Linked DNA regions of Homo sapiens: regions 2 and 3 are each linked to region 1. The links are chromatin contacts, found by Hi-C or POLR2A ChIA-PET in ENCODE. All regions are on one chromosome and are shown on one strand. Each heading gives the region's core, a stretch centred on a gene start or an enhancer-like site at or near the end of the contact. The rest is flanking DNA. Distances are from core to core; before and after follow the strand shown.

Evidence for each region. Hi-C counts contacts between places; a loop is a spot of excess contacts on that map. ChIA-PET counts read pairs that join two places held with the same protein, here RNA polymerase II (POLR2A). Pooled maps may share reads with other maps.
Region 2: a map of CD8-positive, alpha-beta T cell shows a loop between it and region 1 (24-fold over the local background). The contact joins the promoter of LIPT2-AS1 here to the promoter of DHCR7-DT in region 1. A Hi-C loop is called at or near these places in 1 of 168 maps with a recorded cell type or tissue (CD8-positive, alpha-beta T cell) and 7 of 50 pooled maps. POLR2A ChIA-PET finds 5 or more read pairs at or near these places in 1 of 52 experiments (CD4-positive, alpha-beta T cell).
Region 3: a pooled map shows a loop between it and region 1 (25-fold over the local background). The contact joins the promoter of GVQW3 here to the promoter of DHCR7-DT in region 1. A Hi-C loop is called at or near these places in 6 of 50 pooled maps.

Annotation. Positions count from the first base shown.
Region 1 is chr11:71,447,102-71,450,704 of GRCh38, forward strand. It overlaps DHCR7-DT (DHCR7 divergent transcript), which reads left to right and starts at 1,427. Exons shown (of 2, transcript NR_186309.1): 1 at 1,427-1,784. It overlaps DHCR7 (7-dehydrocholesterol reductase), which reads right to left and starts at 1,292. Exons shown (of 9, transcript NM_001360.3): 1 at 1,189-1,292; 2 at 509-633. RefSeq lists a silencer at 959-1,598 and an enhancer at 1,324-1,825.
Region 2 is chr11:74,492,051-74,495,689 of GRCh38, forward strand. It overlaps LIPT2-AS1 (LIPT2 antisense RNA 1), which reads left to right and starts at 1,330. Exons shown (of 2, transcript NR_171028.1): 1 at 1,330-1,923. It overlaps LIPT2 (lipoyl(octanoyl) transferase 2), which reads right to left and starts at 1,674. Exons shown (of 2, transcript NM_001144869.3): 1 at 1,188-1,674; 2 at 1-314. The coding sequence starts at 1,653. The coding sequence ends at 85. RefSeq lists silencers at 1,440-1,549, 1,660-1,909.
Region 3 is chr11:76,378,695-76,382,683 of GRCh38, forward strand. GVQW3 (GVQW motif containing 3) reads left to right here and starts at 2,629. Exons shown (of 2, transcript NM_001347885.2): 1 at 2,629-3,599. The coding sequence starts at 3,135. It overlaps THAP12 (THAP domain containing 12), which reads right to left and starts at 2,438. Exons shown (of 5, transcript NM_004705.4): 1 at 2,054-2,438. The coding sequence starts at 2,142. RefSeq lists an enhancer at 1,643-2,144 and a silencer at 1,787-2,716.

The sequences.
Region 1 (3,603 bases), core at 177-2,676:
AATCCAGACCACCCACATGCACACTTGCCTTACAGGAAGGCTAAGTAGAATGGGGTGGCATTCGTCTTGCCCCAAGCCATGGATAAGCTACAAGGGGACAATGCCTGGTACCAACATTATCAATTATGTAAAACACTGGGAAATTGCAAAAGGGTCAGGGGATGTGTAACCTCAGAACTAAAGTGTGAAAAAGCCACTGGGAGAATGTTGTCAAAAGGGATTAAAACAAGACCAAAGAAGTACTTTTAGCTTATTACAGAGTTCATTCACCCAGGAGTCAGCTCTTTAGCCACAAGCATTGAGTTGTGCAATAAACATCTAAGTAACATCCTTCCCAATAGACGGCTGGGAACAGACAAAGGGGAGGTGCCCTGGTATGTTGTATTTTACTCATAAGAGGCACAGACAGTCGTTGGCACTCGAGAGCTGGTGGACCAGTCTGTCTGTACTTTCAACGCTGTGAAGCCATAGCCTGCGCCCACGATCCAGGGCACTGAGATACACTTACCTCCAGCCTCTTGCCAAATAGTTTCACAGCAGAAGGGAACTTTTCCTTCTTGAACCGGCCCCTTAAAAGTTTCTAGACACCTGTGCTCCAAATGCCTGCTTGATCCTTCTCAACCGGCTAAAGTCCTGCAAGGAACACAAAAATGAATAAGACCGCAGGCAGCTGACATTTCAGGAGAGGGCAGAAGCTCAAGGCCCACAGTAGGAGTCAAGCAAGAGGCAGAAGGTCCAGTGCTCAGGGCTTCAACAGCCGCATGTCAGGGAGGACGGCGGACAAGCCAGTCCCATCGCAAAGCTGCTGTGCCTGGCTCAGCACTGACAAAGAGGGAGGCGAACAACAGGTGGGGCAGGAGAAAGAGCCGCCGCGGAGCGCGGCATGGGGCCAGGAGCCGACCCCGGAGCCAGGCAGCCTTCGCCCGGGGAAGCTCCAGACAGCGCGGGGACAGAGCATCCCTCAGACGCCGGCTCGTGGGGGAGGGGGACTATCCACGCCTCCGCCCCGCCTCCCCGGAGCCCCAGCGGCCCCTCGCCTGTGAGCTGGACCCTCTCCCCACCTGCGCGCACGCCCCCTACCCCTGACCCCACCCTCGCCCTGTGAGTGGGCACCTGCTCACCTGGGCAAGCGCCCCCCACTGCGCACACCTTCCCCTGGCCTCACCTGCGCACACCTTGGCCACTCACCTGCGCACACCTCGGCCCCTCACCTGCGCCCACCTTCCCCTGGCCTCGCTTGCGCGCGCTGCTCCACGCCGCCTACCCTCTAGCCAGGGGTCGGAGTCACCCGCAGGGCAGGGGCGCCCGCCCCCGGATGATGTCAGCGATTGCCTGCCAATCGGAGGCGGACCCTGCACGCCCGGCGGCTCCGCGCCCCGTGATTGGTCGAGGAGCCTGAGCTGACTCCGGGCCCACCGCGCCCGCCATTCGGCAGCGGCCGGACTCGAGATTGACGGCCCAGGCCCCGCCCTGCCGCCCCACCGGCCCGCCCGGGCCCTAGTGGGTGGGCGCAGCCTCTGGCGCTTCTTCGGGATCCCAGCTGACCAGCTGGGGGTGGGGCGTGGCGGAGTGGCCACGTGGGCCGCGCGGAGAACGCGCCAGGCTCATCACCTGGATCATCGTGCCTCAGTTTCCCCCTCGGCAAATGGGGCTTCAGCGGCTCGCGACGCACATTGATGGAGCGTATGTCCAGGCGCCGGTGCACCGCAAGGAGCAAAACAGACACAGTTCTTGGTCCTAGGGCTCACGTCCCGGGGCGAAGAGGATCCTCCATAAACGATCAGGTAAACACATGGGTGTCAGGGAAGGCTCGCCGCTGGGAGACCGCCAAAGTGACCCGAGATGGAGTCTGGGTGGCCTGCTTATTAGGGGGGCACACCTGTGCGAGGACGGGAGGGGAGGGAGCAGCAGGACTGGGCAAAGGGAGAAGCTGAGCCACAGTGCGAGCCGGACGCACGGGCCACGTTGCGAGGGCATGACCTGGGGCGAGGCAGCCCTGGAGGAGGGGGCAGCTGAAGGTGTCTGCTGACCCCACACCCAACAGCTCGGGTAACAGGCCTTACTGTCAGAGCGATCTGGTTGCCACGTCTCTGTGGCCCTCAGAGAGACATCATGTTTTCTTTTTTCCCTGCACCTTTTTGTTTTGAAAAATGTTCAGCATACAAACAAGTTGAACGTAAAGTGAGCACGCAGATTCCTAGGTTCAGCAGGGGTGAGCAGCTGGCCACGTTTCATTTCTCTCCCTCTGTGTTTATATATGTGTATTTTTCTTTTTTCCTCCCCACTCAGCCCCCACCATTAGCTGCAGATACCGTGATACCCCCCTCCCAAATACTTCGGTATCCAACTCCTTAAGAACAAGAACCTCCTATATTACCAAAATACAATGACCACATCAGTTCAATGCTGTTATCTATTTTCCATCTCCAGTTTCCCGCGGTTGTCCCAATAATGCCCTTTACAGCCCTTTTGTTATTGTTGTTTTGTTTTGCTTTGTTAAGACGGGGGTCTCTGTCACACAGGCTGGAGTGTAGTGGCACGATCACAGCTCACTGCAGCCTTGAACTGCTGGGCTCAAGCGATTCTCTTCCCTCACCCTCCTGAGTAGCTGGGACTACAAGAGCACACCACCACACGCTATTTTTTTTTTGGTAGAGATGGGTGGGGGGGGGGGTCTCACTATGTTCCCCAAGCTGGTCTCGAACTCCTGGGCTCAAGCGATCCACCCACTGTGGCCTCCTACAGTGCTGGGACTACAGGTGTGAAGCTCTGCCCTACAGCCCTTTTTTAAACCCCAGGATCTAATCAGGGAGCCACACTGTGCATTCAGGCTATGCACTTTTTTTGGCAGGATAATATACTACATAGAGCATGTTTTATCTTGTTAGAAGGCTGTCAACCTGAAATAACCAAACAGGTCAGAATTTAGCTTAAAGAGAGTTTATTTAAGTGTATAAAGTTTGAGGACAGGCTGCCTGGGAAGCACAGATTTTAAAGAATGGAAATCAGTATTTTGAACTGTAGATGTTTGGGATCATTTATGTAGACAAATTTTAGGGAAGTTTAACAGAATTTTAACATCTTTTTATGCATAAAGTTATAATCTGACCAGCTGAGGTGGTCTTTTTTAGGTGGAAGGTATATTTAACATTTTACACTGAAGATGTAGGAGTCTGGTCTAAGTACGGGATAATAAGAGACAATCTATAATAAAGATCAGTAATTAAAAGGGGAGCAGGCCTGGTCTGTGGTCTCTCCTAGTCATTTATAAAACATGAATGATAAAGAAAAACAGCCTATAATCTAAAAGACAAAATTACAAACATGCTATGTGACCCAGTTTCTAGGACTTAACTTCCCTCTTGACATAATAAATTTATTTATTTTTATTTATTTATTTAAAGACAGGATCTTGCTCTGTTGCCCAAGTTGACCTAATAAATTTCAAGAGTCCTAAAATTTTCTTTTTTAAGACAACATATCACTGTGCTCCATGATTGATAGTGGGGCTCCGTGGTTTCTGCCAGAAGTCTCCATTTTTCCTTTTGTTATTAATGAGTAATTGGTGCAGTGATACTTTGAGACTGTAAATATGCTGTTCCC
Region 2 (3,639 bases), core at 80-2,579, 3.0 Mb after region 1:
TCTAAAATCTGGGTTTCAGTAGGTGACTCAAGTCAGACTTCATGCTTCCCAAGGCAGGAGCATCCTGGCTGTTATGAGTACTCTTCAGTTGGGGCTGTCCTCTGAGATCAGTGTGCACTTGTAGATCTCCTTAAAGGCCACAAGGAAAGGTGGCATTACTTCTTCCACGGTGACGTGCCTCTGGAGCTCCTTACTCAAGGAAGTGACGCCTGTCCCAACCAGTCCACAGGGCACGATGTGCTCAAACCACGTGAGGTCGGTAGAGCAGTTGAGAGCCAGGCCGTGGGATGTGATGTGCCTTCCACAGCGGACTCCTGCAAGGCAAGCCAAAGGGTCTTAGAGTAGATACCCTCCACTCTCCGGGCTTTGGTGTCCCTCTCAGGGCGATGAGAAAACTGGATTAGATCACCGGTTTTCAAATTTTGTTTCTGGAGAAACAAGGGATTGTACTCAGATGGGAAAAGGAAACAAATGAAAGGAAGGGGTGCGTGGCTTCAAGCAGCTGCACTCATCATGAGGATTCCAGGAAATGTCTTTTAACAGATTCCAATACTTAAAAAAAAAAAAGCTTGGGGACAGGCGCAGTGGCTCACGCCTGTAATCCCAGCATTTTGGGAGGCCGAGGCGGGCGGATCACGAGGTCAGGAGATCGTGACCATCCTGGCTAACACGGTGAAACCCCATCTCTACTAAAAATACAAAAAATTAGCCGGGCTGGTGGTGGGCGCCTGTAGCCCCAGCTACTCTGGAGGCTGAGGCAGGAGAATGGCGTGAACCCGGGAGGCGGAGCTTGCAGTGGGCCGAGATTGCGCCACTGCACTCCAGCCTGGGTGACAAAGCGAGACTCTGTCTCAAAAAAAAAAAAAAAAAAAAGTTTGAAAATTAGCACCCTTATTTGCCATGACATTGTCATTCGCAGGACGTAACCTGGCAATTCACTTCTCTTGTCTCTCCCTTAACAGAAATGCGTGTTGGACTAGATGTGAGGAGCCTTCTGCTTCTGAATATACGATATCTGAAAAGGGGCTTAAAAACTCAAACGCAGCGGGTAGCTGTGATTCAAAACCCGCGCTAGATACGCCTCCTCCCGGCCCTCACCTCCGTTGGTCCAGCCCCGTCAGACCCCGCCCCCAGGCCTCAAGCTCCGACCTCGGCTCTCAGGTACCGCCCTGCTCCGCGGCGCTCACCGATCGCGCAGATCTTGCGATCGTCTAGCCAGACGCCAGTGTAGGGCGGGGGCCGCGCGCGGGCGTCCTGCAGGCCCTGGAGCTCGCACAGGCGCACGGCGCACGCCTCCAGCGACGCTACGTGCATGCGCAAGCGCAGGCCGAGACGCCGCAGGTCGAGTACCGGGTGGCAAAGCAGCTGGCCCGGGCCGTGGAAGGTGGCCAGGCCACCGCGGCCTGTGACGCGCACCTCGGCGCCCAAGGCCCGTAGCCGCGCAGTTTCCTCGGGCGTCAGGCCGCCGCGCAGCCCGGCCGTATACACGGGCCCCGCGGGCTCGCAGAGCAGGAGCGCGCCCGCCTCAGTCCCCGACGGGGCCTCAATGCCTGGCTCGGCCTGCAGCCGCCGCAGCCAGCGGTCCTGCAGCCCCAGTAGCTCGGCGTACGGCACCCGACCCAGGCGCACCAACCGAACGGCGGGTTGCCGCATCGTGCCCACCGTTGCGTCCGCGGGGCCCCGCCCTCTCCGTGGGCCTGGGGGCGTGGCCTGAGGGGCGGGGACTCGGGGGCACACCCCGAGCCGCAGCTCCCAGGTGCGTGTTAAAAGCTGGAGGGGGGATATGTGATCCCAGGACCAAAAGCGCGGGGCCAGACTCATCGGTTCATTCAACAACCAGTATTTAGTGCCTGCTGTGTTCTGCAGGCCCTGCCATAGGCGCTTGATACAGCGGTGCATAGCGTATGAGAAAGATCTGTCCTGGTAAGCTTACATTCTTACAGCAGACGATAAGTATTTTAAGTGTTAAGTAAATAAGGTTATTTCACGTATAAGGTGTTAAATGCTATGAAAAGAAAAATAAAACAGGGTAACGTGGTGTGTCCTGTGTTGAGCCCCTGGGGGACGCAAGAGGGAGATTAGCTTGCCTACAAGGTTATTGGTGGAGGTAGGGAGAACTTAAAGATCAGCACCTGTAAGAAAGTGAAGGAAGCAGGAATTTGTAGGCAGAGGAAGAAGTTGGCCTGCAAAACAGTTGCAGCAGAGGCCTTGACCAATCCCAAGGCATGCTTGGAGCCTAGGATGACCCTTCAGAGTAGTTCCACATTAAAGCAAGGGGGCCAGAAACTCTTATCCTTGCATTGACCAGTCATGGATACAGGCTACACCTGGGGAGGAGCTGTGATTTTTTTTTTTTTTTTTTTTTTGGCAAGACTGCTTCCCTCGGTGGAGGGCGGCCCCCAGAGAAGGACTCAGTTGTGTATCATCAGTAACCAACTCCAGAAGCTGAGGGAATGACTGTCTAGGCCCTGAGGGGGTGTCTGGACCACAACATCAGCTATGTTGCAGTTAGAGTATCATTTAAACAAGTCTGAATTCAATGAATTTTTACTGAGGACTTTTCAGACACCATAGGTGTCTGAAAAACATTTCATAAACATAGACATAAAGATCCTAAGCAAATATTAGCAAATCAAATCCAGCAATTTATAAAAGGATTAATACATCATGATGAAGTAGGGTTTATCCCGGGAATGCAAGGTTGGTTTTGCATTCTGAAATCAAACAATGTAATTTACCTTAAAAGAGAAAAGCCTTCATTGGAAGAAATAATAAAAATTTTTTTTAAAGAAAAGCTATGATTATGTTAAAAAATACAGATAAATCTATTGGCAAAAATAAACACCTCTTCTGACCAAAATACTTAGCAATCTAGGAATAGAAGAGAAATTTTCCAGTCTGATGAAGGGTTCAAATTATCAATCAGGGTTTGGACAAGAGAAATCACATATGTACTATTTTAATTAAATGTTTTATTTGAGAAAATTGGACACTCATATGCAGTTGTAAGGAATAATATGGACAGATTATATGTACCCTTTACCCAGCTTCCCCCAATGGAAACACCTTGCAAAACTGTAGTACAATATCACAACCAGGATACTGACATTGATAAAGTCAAGATGCAGAACATTTTCATCACCACAAGGATCCCTCATGTTGCTCTTTGTAGTTACACTGCTTCTTAATTCCTGGCAAACGTCTGTGTTGTATAGATGGAATCATACAGAGTGCAACCTTTTAGAATTTTTTTTTCACTCAGCATAATTATCTGGAGACTCATCCAAGTTGTTGCATGTATCAATAGCGCGTTTCTTTTTATTGATGAGTAGTAGTCCATAGTATGAATGTACCACAGTTTGTTTAGCCATTCACTCACTGAAGAACACCTGGGTTGTTTCCAGTTTTCAGATATTCTGAGTAAAGGTACTGTAAACATTTGTGTACAGGTTTTTGTGTGAACTAAGTTTTCATCTCTCCGGAATAAATGCCCAGGAGTGCAGTTGCTGGGTTGCATGGTAGTTACATGTTTCGTTTTTTAAGAAACTGCCAAAATGCTTTCCAGAGCGGCTGTACCATTTTACATACCCACCACCAGTGTATGAATGATCAAGTTTGTCTGCATCCTCATGAGCATTA
Region 3 (3,989 bases), core at 1,379-3,878, 4.9 Mb after region 1:
TCTGCCTCCTGGGTTCAAGCGATTCTCACGTCTTGGCCTCCTGAGTAGCTGGACAGGCACGCACCACTGGGCTCAGCTAATTTTTGTATTTTTTAATAGAGACAGGGTTTCCCTATGTTGGCCAGGCTGGTCTCGAACTCCTGACCTCAAGTGATCCGCCTGCTTAGGCCTCCCAAAGTGCTGGGATTACAGGTGTGAGCCACCATGCCCGGCCTAGACATCTATTCTTGAATGTCTATCAGGTCTCTCAAACCCAAACTTCTAGTATTCCTCTACCAAACCTGCTCTTCCCAGTCTTCCCTATCTCAGCAAATGCTCACGTTAAAAATCTTGAAGTCGGCTGGGCGCGGTGGCTCAGAGCCTGTTCTAGCACTTTGGGAGACCGACACAGGAGGACTGCTTGAAGCCAGGAGTTCAAGACCAACCTGGCCAACATAGATTTTTAAAATCTTGAAGTCGTCCTTAAGTTCTCTTTTTCTTTTACAATCTACCTCCAAACCATTAGCAAATGATGTTGGCTTCACCTTCAAACCATATCTCAAATTTACCATCTCCTCCTCTATTAATCTGGATTATTACAACAGCCTTTTAACTGGTCTTCCGGCTTTCACCTTTGCCTCCCCACAATCTAATGAGCAGCCACTGATCCTGTTAAAATTTAAGTCTCTGCTCTAAACCCTTCAATGACTTCCTATTTCACTCATAATAAAAACCATAGTGCCTTCCAAGACCTACAAGGTCCTACCTAAAGAATTTGCCCCTACCATACACACACCTTTCTGGTCTCATCTCACCTCTCTCCCAGTCCCTCTCCCTGGACTCCTGGTTGCCCTGTCTTTGCCTTCTTTGGAATGCTGCTGCCCAAGGTATCTCCATGGCTGGCCCCTTCACCTGGTCTTTGCTCAAATTCACCTTCTTAGTGAGGCCTTCTCTAATCACTGTATTTAAAATAGCAATTGTGCGTCCCTTGATACTACTTATTCCCCTACCCTCTAACCTTTGTTTATTTTTCTCCACAGTATTTATCATCATCCGACACACTACGTATTTTACTTGTTTATTCCCCCCCCATTAGAATGTAATCTTCATGAAAGCAAGGACTTCGATTTGTTCATCTGTAACCCCCACTGCTCACAACAATGCCAACACAAGTAGACCTTCAATAATTAATTGAACTAATTAATAAATAACATAAATTATAGTCGCCCGTTGCTGCACCTGTTCCCTTACTGGACTGAGAGCTTTCTGCAAGCAGTGACACCCTTATTCACCCATGAACTCCCAGCACCTAACATTTGCGCTCGGCACATAGTAGGCATTGATTTTAAATGAATGAACCAACAAGACAGGCCTATGAAACATCTCAGCCTTTCAAACACAGTCCCTATGCTATCATTCCCTAAATATGTCAGTGTGTGGGGGTTATCCGAAGGAAGAGGTTCCAATACCAATTTCCACGCCCTCACGCGTACACCCTCTGTTATCCCTACAATACCCAAGCGAGAAAATGAGTAACGGTGACAGCCAGAAAATGAATCCTGAACCGTGCAATGACAAGTCCGAAGGAGAAAGCAGTTGCGATGAGATGAAAGAAGGTAGCGGGACTCAAAACAGAAACACTGTCCCGGGGGTGGTGGCAAGGAGAGGGAAAGGCCCCAGTGGCCACAACCATAGAGTCCTGCTCTCTTTTGACAGCTAAGGAAACTAACGCCCAGAGAGGAAAGCGACTCCCCCGAGGTCACACAGCAAGTGAGCCACGGCGAGAACCCACAGCATCCCGCGTCCGCGCGCCGCCCCAGCTCCCTCGCGTTTGGGGTGGTGTCCTCCGCGCAGAGCCCCCACCAGCGCACGTGCTCCGAGGTCCCCGGACGCCCGCCCGCCCACGGCTCGGGGCCGGCTCCCCATCTCGGTCCAACGCTGGGGTCGACGGCAGTGCGCTGCGCCCGCCTCCTGCGCCCCTCTCAGCCAGCCCGGGAGCCCGCCAGGGGCCGGCGGCTGGCAGCGCTCACCGCGAAGGTGGGCCCGGGCCGCCCGCTCTGCGCCCGCCGCTTACCTGGCAGGGTCCCGCGGGAACCTGAAGAAGGCCAAGTCGGACTGCGTGCTCTTCCGCGTGCAGTTGGGGGCAGCGCAGAAGTTCGGCATCGTCGCCCGCCCGCCGGCCGGCCCAGCCCTCCCCTCCCCGCCTCCTCAGGGCAGTCCGCCCGCCCGTCGGGGCCGGGGAGGGGAGCCAGGCCGGCCGGCCGGCTCGGCAGGGCCGACGCGCGGGGGAGGGGCGGGCGGGCTAGAAGCCGCGAGGGCCAGGAGGGGTGCCGCGGTCCGAGGCCGGGCTGGGGACGCGGCTCCACAGTGCTGTGAGCGGCCGGGAGGATTTACCGCCGCCGCCGCCGCTGGTGCACCTCCCGCCCGCCCGAGACGCTGCCGCCTCCTTCCCACAATGCACCCTGACGCCCGGGGGTGCCCTCTCTTCCCTCAGCCTTCCTCCCCCGCCCCTCCTTTCCGCCTTCTCAGCAGGCGGGCACGCGCAAGGAAGCGCGCCTGCCGGGGTGTGGCGAGGCGGAGGCGGGACCTGGCGCGCGCCGCCGCAGTGCGACTGCGCACAGTCTAATCCGCGGGGAGAGAGAATTGCGCATGCGCGCCTGTCTCCCGGGACGCTAGAGCAGGCGGTTCCTGGGCTGCTCCGGTAGGTTTGGCGTGCGCGGGTTTCTGCAGATCTAGGGCGAGCTTGCACGTTACATCACCGATGCATCTCTTCTTGCTTGCTTAATTTGCCACCACTTAGGCCTTTCTTGCAGAATTCGCCATATACTCCTTAAGGGCCGCGGAATCGGAGCGACCTTGGTGACTGGCAAACTCTCGGCAGATGTGCGTGCACTGGTTTGATGCAGACGTGGTTGTAGGCGATTTAATTTTTCCCAGCTTTGCAGCGACTGTTGGCTTCCCAGAACGGATCTCCCCAGCCTCGACTGGAAGCTGAGGGACAAAAATTCATAAAAGCAATTACTCTTTCCCGGCGAGGCTTCTAGAAGAGCAAGAAGAGCGATATGATTACACCTGCAGCCCTATAAAGATTGATCTGTCCGTCTTTCCCTTACAGTCGTGGCCTGTTAAACGTTCCTGTGTTGTTCAGTGCCAGAATGAGTGACCGCTATTTAGAACAAAGGATTAGTATCAAATTTTGCGTGAAATTGAACAAGTCTGCAAGTGAGACCCACCATCTTTTAAAAGAAGCTTATGGGGATGAAGTCATGTCAAGGGCCAGAGTTTTTGACTGGCACAAAAGGTTTAAAGAAGGACGGGAAGATGTTCGAGATGATGCCCGAAGTGGGCGTCCAGTCACCCACCGAACAGATGACAATATCCAGAAGGTCAAGGACTTGGTTTGTTCAAACAGGCAGTTAACCGTGAGGATGATGGCTGAAGAGTTAAATTTAGACAAAGAAACTGTTAGGCTCATTTTGAAAGAAAACTTGAACATGAGGAAGATTTCTGCAAAAGTTATTTCGGGTGTTTTGAAGGGTGAGCCTAAACCACGAAAACTTGACTTTCGGTCCGATCTTTCAAAGGAAACTAGGAAAAATAGCTCATGTTTGAGGAAAAAGGTAACAGGTTCTGAAACATGGAGTTATCTCCAGGGTGAAGCTGGTGGGGAAATGCCCCTGCCGGTATCCCATCCCAGAGTCCACTACTCTGCCAGTCAGCTTCTGCAGGCGTCATCTTCAACAAGCCTTCCCCCCAGGGTAGCTGAGAATTGGTTCACCCCATGGTGAGAGGAATGTGAGTTAGCTGAACCAGAACTAGGATGCTGCCTCACTGTTAGGCACCTTCTTTGGCTGCTCACGTATTTTTCAGTCTTCACCACTCCTCCCTATGTGCCATGGCCCTCCTCATTACTCTTTGCTGGACTCTTGGACCATTTTCCTTGCTGTTCTCCATAACTTTGAAAAACTTTTGGCTGTTCCCTTCTGGTATTTGCTTGTTCTTGATTTCTT